Linked DNA regions of Homo sapiens: region 1 is linked to region 2. Evidence: chromatin contacts called from ENCODE Hi-C or POLR2A ChIA-PET data. All regions are on one chromosome and are shown on one strand. Each heading gives the region's core, a stretch centred on a gene start or an enhancer-like site at or near the end of the contact. The rest is flanking DNA. Distances are from core to core; before and after follow the strand shown.

Region 1 (5,391 bases), core at 757-3,256, 250 kb before region 2:
AAAACTTTTCCTTTACAGCCCTACTGGCTAGAAGAATGTGCAGCTTTACAGAGCAAACTATAAACTGCACTCCAGCCTGGGCGACAGAGGGAGACTCTGACTCAAAAAAAAAAAAAAAAAAACAAAAACCTACAATCTAATTTTCAAAATTAGAATATTGTGACTTTGTAAAGTTGTAATGAAATGACTCTAGGCAGTGAACATCAATGTCTGCCCACTACACACATAAACAACCAGATATTGTATACCTCCAGATAGAAGAATAAAACATTATCTATGATTATTATTGTTGCCAAAAAAAGATAAGGAACCAAATCAGACTAAGCTTCTACCACCAGTTTACAAGAAATTTAGAAGACCATGTTAAATGATAAACTGGAGGCATATAAGCAAAATCTAATAAAACATGGACAATCCTACGAGACAACTGTTTCAGTAGAGCGGGAGGTACTTGTGAGGAAAAGAGACGGAAGAGATAGAAAACTTTAACTTTTTCGAAGAGAGTTAGTCATATCAACCAAAGGCAATGTCTGCACTGCACCTTGTTTGAATATTAATTCAAATAAGATATAAAAATCATTTATGAGATAAGGGAAATTTGAACACTCAACGATTTAATATTAAAAATTATTGCTAATTTTCATATCTGTAATAATGGTAGTGTTATTACACTTTCTAAAATCCTATTTGAGAAATAAATACATGGCAAAATATCTAAACTTGACCCTTAAACAACATAGGCTGGAAATGAGGTCTATTCATATGTGGATTTTCTTCTACCTCTACCATCCAAGAAAGCAAGAACAGCCTTTCTCTTTTCCCTTACTCCTCCAACTACTCAACGTGAAGACAAGGATGAGTATCTTTACGATACACTTCCATTTAATGAATAACAAATATATTTTCCTTTCCTTATTCTTCAATTCTTCACCCCTCATTCTTCATACTTGTATACCTGTTTTCAGAGCTCTAATTGCCTCCAGGATATCTATTTATTTTACTATTATTTTAAAAAATAGAGATGGGGTCTTGCTATGTTGCCCAGGTTAGTCTTGAACTCCTGGACTTAAGTGATTCTTCTGCCTCAGCCTCCCAAAGTGCTCAGATTATAGGTGTGAGTTACCACACCTGGCACCACTATGATGTTTGCCACCCTTTTGGGGTATGGCATACTAGACCATCCTGTGGGGATGGCCTCCAGGGTATTATAGCTTGCTGTCATCATACAAAGCTCCTTATTTGAGGCCAGCTTTTGTCACTTCCCCACAAAACTGTTTGGTTCTATTGTTGTCTTGCCTTTGGCTCAGTGCATTTTTGTTTTTCCTTTTAGAAGTTTGCTTCTGATGCCCTTTTACAGGCATGAGCCACCACACCAGCCTAATGATTATAGTTCTAATTTGCATTCCTCTTTCGGGTTGAAGCTTGAACATCTATCTGTATTATTAGAAAGCAAAACTTAATATAAACATTCTCAAGATAGGGTTCCAGCCTGCTGGGTGACAGAGCAAGACTCCGTCTCAAAAAAGAAAAAAAAAAAAACATGTAACAATCTCTTTAGAACTGTAGGAAAAAATAAACAACGTCCTAATCTCTGGGCATGTGGGCACTAACAGTCAACTCTCTATTACTTAATTGAACTTGGTATTTAATCTCTCCTTTGGGAGATCCGTTTGGATTTCCATGAATAGGTCAAACTTGTTATCCTTCAGTTACATATAACTATACTTCAACTCTATACAAAGTTTTATCCTTCAGGAGAAAAACCATAAATAAGACACTCATTGATTTTACCTATTTAGAAACATCCAGAAAGATCAAACTTAACATTTCAATTCTGTAATCTCTCTTTCTGTTTTTGACACAGGGTCTCTGTCACCCAGGCTGGAGTGCAGTGGTGCAATCTTGGTTCACTGCAGCCTCTACATCCTGAACTCAAGTGATCCTCCCACCTCAGCATCCGGAGTAGCTGGGACTATAGGCATGCACCACCACACCCAGCTAATTTTCCTATTTTTTGTAGAGGCTGAGTTTTCCCACATTGCCTGGGCTGGGTTCAAACTCCTGGGCTCAAGCAATCCGCTGACCTCAGCCTCCCAAAGTGCTGGGATTACAGGCATGAGCCACCACAGCTGGCCAATTCTGTAATATTAATCTGTACAGTCTCTTCACAAATATGCTAGTAATTACCAGGTATTCCCATTCAACCTCATATGCATGACATTAGAGCTTCGTGTCACTAGAGACTAAAACAAAGACTACTGAGAAGTCAGTAAGAAAGCAGAACCACAATGAAATAAGAAGAAAATAGTGCTTGCCGTAATAACAAAACCAGCAAACTTTGGACCTAAAGCCAGAAATGCAACCTAGACTGTGAGGTTCAATTAAAGAACACAGACAAAGTTCTGAGAGGCATGTTAGGCATGGGGCAAGAATGACAGGTCAGTATTCAGATATCCAAACAGAGTGGGGAGTTACTAAAATATGCACTCACTTCAAGTGTGCGAGGCACAAGAGATGAGAGAAGGTGCACACTGAAACTGGACACATAACTATACCTGAAAGGAAATAATTCTGGCACAATCTGCATAAAAGACTTGGAAAAATTCTTATTCCTGACAATGCTAACCCTATCCTTTACGTCTTTTTTAGTCCCACTTTTAATTTTAAGGAAACTGTATTACATATATCTTCCTTTTTTTTTGAGACAAGCCACTGCACCCGGCCTGTATTACACGTATCTTTCTAAACTACTGCAAGTGATTTCAGATAAAAATATTTCACTGTGGCCGGGCATGGTGACTCATGCCTGTAATCCCAGCATTTTGGGAGGCCGAGTCTGGCGGGTCACCTGAGTCAGGAGTTCAAGACCAGCCTGGCCAACATGGAGAAACCTGGTCTCTACTAAAAATACAAAAATTAGCCATGTGTGGTGGCAGGCACCTGTAATCCCAGCTACTCAGGAGGGTGAGGCAGGAGAACTGCTTGAACCTGGGAGGTAGAGGTTGCAGTGAGCCGAGATTACACCACTGCACTCCGGCCTGGGTGACAGAGCGAGACTATGTCTCAAAAAAAAAAAAAAAAAATTTCATTGTGCAGAAACTACAGACACAAAGCAAGTTCCACAATATGTGACCTAGGAAAAATCATATCACTTTGGTATTCTATCCTCAAGTGTCCAGGTTAGGACTTGTGATAAAAGCTAAACAAGAACCAAGGACAGAAAAGAGTTCCAACTGGGAACCCAGAGTTAACAGTAGGGTACAAACCATCTCTACAAGTACAGAGACATGCCGTTGCTCCTAGATAGGGAATACCATCGTGAGAGGTCCAACATCAGAGCTAGACACAGAACTGGAAAACAGAGAGCTACCTCTGATAACAAAAAGAAACAAGTCTCATGCTACTTTAGTCAATATCTTTTTTTTTGGAGACAGCCCAGGCAGGAGTGCAGTGGCGCAATCTCAGCTCACTGCAACCTCCGTCTCCCGGGTTCAAGCAATTCTCCTGTCTCAGCCTCCTGAGTACCTGGGATTACAAGTGCCTGCCACCAAGTCTGGCTAATTTTTTTTGTATTTTTAGTAGAGACAGGGTTTCGCCATGATGGCCAGTCTGGACTCGAACTCCTGACCTCAGGTGATCCAAATCAATATCTATTAAACACCATCCATATATAAAAAGTTTCAGTAAATACACATGTAAGTTTGTATCTCCTACTATTTACTATATAAATAATTTATTTAATTACACACTTGTCCTTATTGTTGATCTAAATATTTATTTGCACTTCCCAACCATAAAGTATTGGGTTAGCTTAACTTTTAAAGTAAAATATATAAATTACATGTGTATTCTCCTGGAAAGATGCTAAGGTTATAAACTGTGCACCACTAACTCAACTGAAAATACCAAACAATTTCAGGACAATATACTCCACTCCCCCAACCCTACCCTGTGAACTATGTCCCTGACAACCCCACAGCTCAGGACATCACTAGTCCCAGTAACTGATGGAAACTCCAGAGTTCAAGAGAAAAAAAAGAAATAGTACCAAGAGAGACAGCTAGAAAAGGGGAAAAGACTGAAGGGAGCAAAATGGCAGGAATATCTGCAGGGATTCTCAATCTATCTACAACACTGACCTAGGCAAAGATCTCTATTTCTTTTATCCCTGTCCTGAGGATAGCAAAATGGAATACTCTTGCAGGCCTAGATAACTTTATCTCTTAAAACTGCTATCTGGCCAGGCACGGTGGCTCACACCTGTAATCCTAGCACCTTGGAAGGTCAAGGCAGGTAGATCGCCTGAGGTCAGGAGTTCGAGACCAGCCTGGCCAACATGGTGAAACCCCATCTCTACTAAAAATGCAAAAATTAGCTGGGCATGTGGTGGCAGGTGCCTGTAATCCCAGTTACTCAGGAGGCTGAGGCAGGAGAATCACTGGAAGGTTGCAGTGAGCTGAGATGGTGCCACTTCACTCCAGCCTGGGCGAAAAAGCGCAACTAAGTCTCAAAAAAACAAAACAAACAAACAAAAATACTATCTATCCACTTCAAATATAATGTATGAGTTCATTATACACACACATTTCATGGCAAGCCTACCTTCTAATTTGCTAACAATGTACACCTGTTACTATAAAAATCAAATATAAGAAATCACTTCCCTAATAAATACTTGGTTGTGGCCGGGTGCGGTGGCTCACGCCTGTAATCCCAGCACTTTGGGAGGCTGAGATGGGTGGAGTGCTTGAGGCCAGGAGTTTGAGAGCAGCCTGACCAACATGACAAAACCCTATTTCTACTAAAAATAGAAAAATTAGCCAGGCATGGTGGTGCACGCCTACAGTCCCAGCTACTCAGGAGGCTGGGGCATGAGAATTGCTTGAATCTGATGCGCGGGATGCAGTGACCTGAGATTCCACCACTGCACTTCTAGCCTTGCCAACAGCCTTGGTTGGTCCTATTTTTAAGACCCTGTCTCAAAAATAAATAAATACGTGGTTGCTTGATATTTTTCTTGGATGTAGAAACAAGGTAAATTAGGGCTCTTGGTAAAACACATTAATCATCATGTGCTTACAGGATTTTCTAACACAAGGAAACAGGACTTAAAAGTAAATAACTTAAGATCAAAACATGCAAACAAATACAAAAACTTACCATCCCTGTTCATTTTTATACTTGTAAGCAGCCCCAAGAATGTGACATAAGGCGCCTCCAGCTTTGAAATCCATGAAACACTTTGCCTAAAAATGATACAAATTACACATGAGAAAAATAAAGCTTCTGACAAAATTACTCATGTCTTAATTCTAAGTTTTATAAATTCAAATATATAAACAAATACTAATTAAACAACCTCCTTAAACATCTTCTTGAATAAACTGAGGA
Region 2 (5,700 bases), core at 2,379-4,878:
GCAGCCGGGATTACAGGCGCATGCCACCACACCTGGCTAATTTTTGTATTTTTAGTAGAGGCGGGGTTTTGCCATGTTGGCCAGGCTGGTCTCAAACTCCTGACCTCAGGTGATCCATCTGCCTCGGCCTCCCAAGTGCTGAGATTACAGGCTTGAGCCCCCGGGTCCCGGTCCCCTGCTCTTCTTTCAGACTAGGGTACTATTATTATGAACTATACATTTTGGTACGATATTTTTTTTCCCCAAAAAGAACTATTAGTTATGAGATAAAAGTCTGTTTTCAAATCAAAGTCAGAAAATAACTATTTTTGCAAAAATGTCACACTAATTTTTTATGCATATATATAAACTTCCCTAAATATGATCATGAGACTATTAAGAGGGTTTAGGATTAGACCAAGTACACCTACCCTAAATAAATATCTACCATTTTGGAGACACAATTGTTTGTTAGTCTGTACATTAACACAACCCAAACCTGAATAAACTGACAAACAAAAACCATTTCAATTCAGTGTAATAAGCAATGATTACACATCTATCATGTGCCAAGAGCAGTGGTCTCTAATGCAGATCTGGCCAGGTTTCTCAGTACCCCTGCGCCCTCAGTTTCTCACAAACCATGAGATTCTTCATAATTTCACTTGATCTGCTTCTCCATGATTCTCTCCGGTCACTTGTCACTGTAACCTTTGATTTCTTAACCCTGAGAAACTTGAGGTCGCTAGTAAACTTTGATTATGCTGTGCCATCCTGCTTTCGCTAAATGTGTCATTCTCCATGAAATATGGCAGTAAACAAAATATTATTCCTGTGCTAGAGCATGTTAATAAGTGTAAGATAACAAATAGCTTAATTATGATCTTACAAGTACCACAGAGGAAAGAGGAAAGTTCAGGGAAGAAAAGCACTTACCAAGAGGAAGATGAAAAGAAAGGCTGGCAGGGTGTGGGGGTAGTGGGAGGTCTAGAAGGGAAAGGGAACAGAAGTCAGGGAATGTTCTGGAAAGTTACATCTAAATCCAATCTTAAAGGATTTTAGAACAACAACTCTAGCAAAAGCTTTATATAACATCAACCTCCAGCCCAGAACCGTCCTCCAAACTCCGGACTCCTTATCTGTGTATCCATCTTCTCCATTTCGATGACTAGCAGGTAACTAAATGTGAACATATCCCAAGCTAAATTTCTTCTCTTCCCTTCAAATCCTACTCCTTCTGTAGCTTTCCCCATCTCAGATGATGGCAATTCTTTCCTTTCAGTTGCTCAGGCAAAACCCCTGGAGTAATACTGGATTTGTCCTTGGCAACATCAAGGCCTTATACTTTAGGTAAGAGAAGTTTTGGGGTCATGCATATGTTAAAGTCTGATGAGAGTGAATTCAAGAGGAAATGGAAGGAAAGGAATTGGTGACAGGTAGTAGAAACGTCTCTTTAAAAGAAGGCAGGCCGGGCACGGTGGCTCACGCCTGTAATCCCAGCACTTTGGGAGGCTACGGTGGGCGGATCACGAGGTCAGGAGATTGAGACCATCCTGGCTAACACGGTGAAACCCCGTCTCTACTAAAAATACAAAAAATTAGCCGGGCGTGGCGGCACACGCCTGTAGTCCCAGCTACTCAGGAGGCTGAGGCAGGAGAATGGCGTGAACCCGGGAGGCGGAGCTTGCAGTGAGCCAAGATCGCGCCACTGCACTCCAGCCTGGGTGACATAGCAAGACTCCGTCTCAAAAAAAAAAAAAAAGAAAGCAAAGCAAAAAGATAGATGAGATGGATGTGAGATTCAGACAGGATTTTTTTTTTAATGATAAAAAAATTATAGTATGTTTGATGCTGGTGAATGACCCAATTGAAAGAAAAGAACTGATGATGCAGGAGACAGAAGAGGTAACTGTGACAGCAGTGGCCTGAGTGACAGCATGAACAGTTCACCCATAACAGAAAAAGAGCAGACAATAAGGGCATAGATGAACATAGGTGAGGAGGAAATATGTGGTGGGACCATGTGGAAGTTCTGTTCTGATTAAGCCAATTAATTTATGAATATGACTTATGAATATGAACAGGAGAGCAAGTGCCAGAAGTTTCAGAGAGTAGATGTGAAACAGTTGTCTAGGAAAGTGAAATATTTTACAAACTCATGTGAATTAGTGGCAGAGTCCCTCAGTTTGTGCTCTGTATTGAAATGAAGCAAGATTCTTTTACATTTCCTGAACATACATCTAATAATTCTATTTGAATTTAAAAAATGGATTTTTAGTTTTTAAAAACTATCAGTGAGATACTAGATCAAGTAGAAAGTATGTGTTCATGAAAAAGGTATAGTTTCACAGAAAGAACAGGGGTTTATTTTATTTATTTATTTTTTGAGACGGAGTCTCGCTGTCGCCCAGGCTTGAATGCAGTGGCACGATCTTGGCTCACTGCAACCTCCACCTTCTGGGTTCAAGACTCTCTTGCCCCAGCCCCCTGAGTAGCTGGGATTACTGGTGAGCACCACCACGCCTGGCTAATTTTTTGTATTTTTAGTAGAGATGAGATTTCACCATGTTGATCAGGCTGGTCTCGAACTCCTGACTTCGTGATCTGCCTGCTTCAGCCTCTCAAAGTGCTGGGGATTACAGGCATGAGCCACCATGCCCAGCCAGAACAGGGGTTTAAAATGAGAAGATCCAGTAGCTCATGTCTGTAATCCCAGCACTTTGGGAGGCCTAGGCGGAAGGGCTGCTTGAGGCCAGGAGTTTGAGACCAACCTGGGCAATATAGCAAGACCACATCTCTATTTAAAAAATATTGTTTTAATTGTTTAATAAAAATAAAAGTGAGATTAGAAGATCTGGGTTCAGGTTGTGCTGTCATTATTAACTAAATGATCAAATGCAACCTTCTCATTTCTAATACTTAAGCTTCACCTGGGAAGTGGGACTAAATGCAGTAATACAGGATGTCAACTGTACAGTGCTAAATAGTAATTGTTATTCTCACTGTTATTAGCTATTGTTATTCTCACTGTTATTAACTATATGTTGACCAACTGTAAATTTATCTATCAACCACCTATAGAATAACTGTAGGCTGATCAAGAAACTTTACTAGAATAAAATAAAATGAAAGCAAGAAGAGGTTAGAAAGGAAGAAGAGAAGCTGGATTCTACTATACATACAACACCTCACAATCTAAAAATATAAGCCCAGGAGAGAATAAAAACAACGTAACAACACTAAAAACAATAAGGTTGACAAGTAGAAAAAAGGCTTGTATATTTCCCTGCCAGATAAGACATACTGGACCCTAATCATACTGCACATTACTGGAAAAGTCCTAATTCAAAAGATGCTATAATGTGTTTTCTCACTGACTGACTTCCCCAGAGAACCCCCATTTCATGAAATGAAAACTTTCTCAGTGAAATACACACAGCATCGAAAATAGCACACTTTTTTTTTTTAGAAACTAATCACATTCTCTGAGATATAAAGATATTCAAATTTACTTTATTTTGTTGATTCCCTCTCCCCAGGAGATGTCAGATTCCCACAGCAGGCAAATCAGCTTGGCAGAGAAGTAGCAAGAACCTGAGAAGGCATGTGTGCTGTGAGTCAGCCTTGGGCAAAACAGCCAGGTCTCAATGCAAGGGAACCCTCTGGTGCTGTCAGACCCATGCCAACACTGCCCTCTACTGGCCAATTAAGCTGGTTGCAATTTTCTGCAAAAGAAATACCAGTGTATTAAGGAGAAATTCTGCAGTATCTATTAATAGTTGTCACTTAGGCCCTTTTCCATGGATTAGTGTTTCTCAATCATGCATGTGTATCCGAGTCACCTATTATGGCTTGTTAAAACAGACTGCTGGTGTGTGGCAGGGTACGGTGTCTCCCACCTGTAATCCCAGCACTATGGGAAGTCAAGGCAGGAGGATCACTTGAGCCCAGCAGTTCAAAACCAGTCCAGTCCAGGCAACACAGTGAGACCTTGTCTTTACTAAAAATGCAAAAAACTTAGCCAGGCCATTGCCCTGTGTTAACTTCTTATTCTATGGGAATAAGCTTTTAGCTTCAAAGGCCTTATGGAATGTTGAGGAGAAAGCATTTTCTCGACTTCAGAAGAAGAACTATTTAATCACACAGAGAACAGAAAAATTAAGTGACTTGTTCCATAAATGTGCTATTTGTGTCTGAGGGTCAATACTGTGCTAGATGATCATCTGAAAGAACAAGAGTCACAGATGTTTGCTTCGTCATTCACATCTAAGAGAAAGGGTTCTATCTTTTGTCTCCCTCACCTAGAAAATAGGGCCATATAATGCTGATAATGAACAATTAAGGAAAACACCATTTTTTAAGGAAAAAAGTCAGGAAGTACATAATTTTCTTTTTATTTTTTTCTTATTACAGCCGTGGTGCAAAACAAGTAGTACACATATCCTGAAAAAGTATTTGAGAATTGTTTCCCAAGGTGATAGGCATTTTAGAAGAAGAGTTTGACACCAATTTTATTTCTAGGTATTGGTATTTAGATGGTTTACACAGGCAATGCTAAGATAAAATACTTGTAGAAGCAAGAATAAGTTGAAGTGCAAAAGGAAATGAGTATAGTAGATCCAAAGAAAAGGAATAAAGGTCGGGGGGTTCTTGTGTTGCCAGGCATGAAGGCAGAAATCATACTTAGAGAAAAAAGCAATTTTCCTACTTTGTCATAAATGCCATAAAAGCAACCCTGCTTTCTTACTTCTCATTTTATAAGTTGAAGACAATTAGGGTGGACATGTAAGAATTAAAGGAAATAAAACACCATTGTTCAAAGAGTTCTATTATGTGTAACCTACTCAACCGTCCCTTCTATATCTAGAGGCAAGAAAATGGTTGATAAACTTCCACTGGTTGGCCTAACTAAGCCTGTTGTAAGAACATATCGAGAGCACTAGGCTGGGTGTGGTGGCTCACACCTGTAATCCCAGTGCTTTGGGAGGCTAAGGCAGGAGGATCGCTTGAGGCCATGAGTTCCAGACCAGCCAGAGGAACACAGTCTGACTGTCGCTATAAAAATAAAAGGATAAGCAAGGCACGCGCACCTGTAGTCCAAGCTATTCAGGAGCCTGAGGCAGGAGGAACGTTTGAGCCCAGGAGTTACGTTAGATGTTGCAGTAAGCTATGATTGTGCCACTGCACTCCAGCCTAGGTGACATGGAAAGAATCTGTCTTTTCTTTTTTTTTTTTGAGACGGAATTTCGCTCTTGTTGCCCAGGCTGGAGTGCAACAATGGCACGATCTCGGCTCACGGCAACCTCTGCCTCCCGGGTTCAAGTGATTACTCTTGCCTCAGCCTCCTGAGTAGCTGGGATTACAGGTGCCCACCACCACGCCCAGCTAATTTTTTTGTGTTTTTAGTAGAGACAGGGTTTCACCATGTTAGCCAGGCTGGTCTCGAACTCCTGACCTCAGGTGATCCACCCGCCTCAGCCTCCCAAAGTGCTGGGATTATAGGCGTGAACCACCGCGCCCAGTAAGACCCTGTCTTCAAAAAAAAAAAAAGTGTCAGCAATCAGCAGTAGTTTACTGAACCTCATCTAAGAACAAAATCAAACTTAAAGTTAGATGTATAATAAAACATTAATGAAGTCTAGGGCCCTTCCATCACTTCTAAAGATGTATTCAGAAGAACATCTTGTTTAGAATGTTCTCCAGGAAAAACACAAATATGAA

The links. Hi-C counts contacts between places; a loop is a spot of excess contacts on that map. ChIA-PET counts read pairs that join two places held with the same protein, here RNA polymerase II (POLR2A). Pooled maps may share reads with other maps.
Region 1: a loop to region 2 is called in a pooled map, with 2.9 times the contacts of the local background. The contact joins two enhancer-like sites. A Hi-C loop is called at or near these places in 1 of 37 single-sample maps with no recorded cell type and 2 of 50 pooled maps. POLR2A ChIA-PET finds 5 or more read pairs at or near these places in 2 of 52 experiments (GM12878 and activated T-cell).

Annotation. Positions count from the first base shown.
Region 1 is chr3:47,740,748-47,746,138 of GRCh38, forward strand. It overlaps SMARCC1 (SWI/SNF related BAF chromatin remodeling complex subunit C1), which reads right to left. Exons shown (of 28, transcript NM_003074.4): 3 at 5,161-5,246. Among named protein-coding and RNA genes, the nearest start is that of SMARCC1, 38 kb to the right of the region's middle. RefSeq lists an enhancer at 2,374-2,513. Within about 2 kb of position 2,007, at least 2 of the 41 ENCODE cell types and tissues checked have a DNase peak (open chromatin) inside an H3K27ac peak, as active enhancers do.
Region 2 is chr3:47,986,468-47,992,167 of GRCh38, forward strand. The region is part of intron 2 of MAP4 (microtubule associated protein 4); the gene reads right to left. Among named protein-coding and RNA genes, the nearest start is that of MAP4, 27 kb to the right of the region's middle. Within about 2 kb of position 3,629, at least 4 of the 41 ENCODE cell types and tissues checked have a DNase peak (open chromatin) inside an H3K27ac peak, as active enhancers do.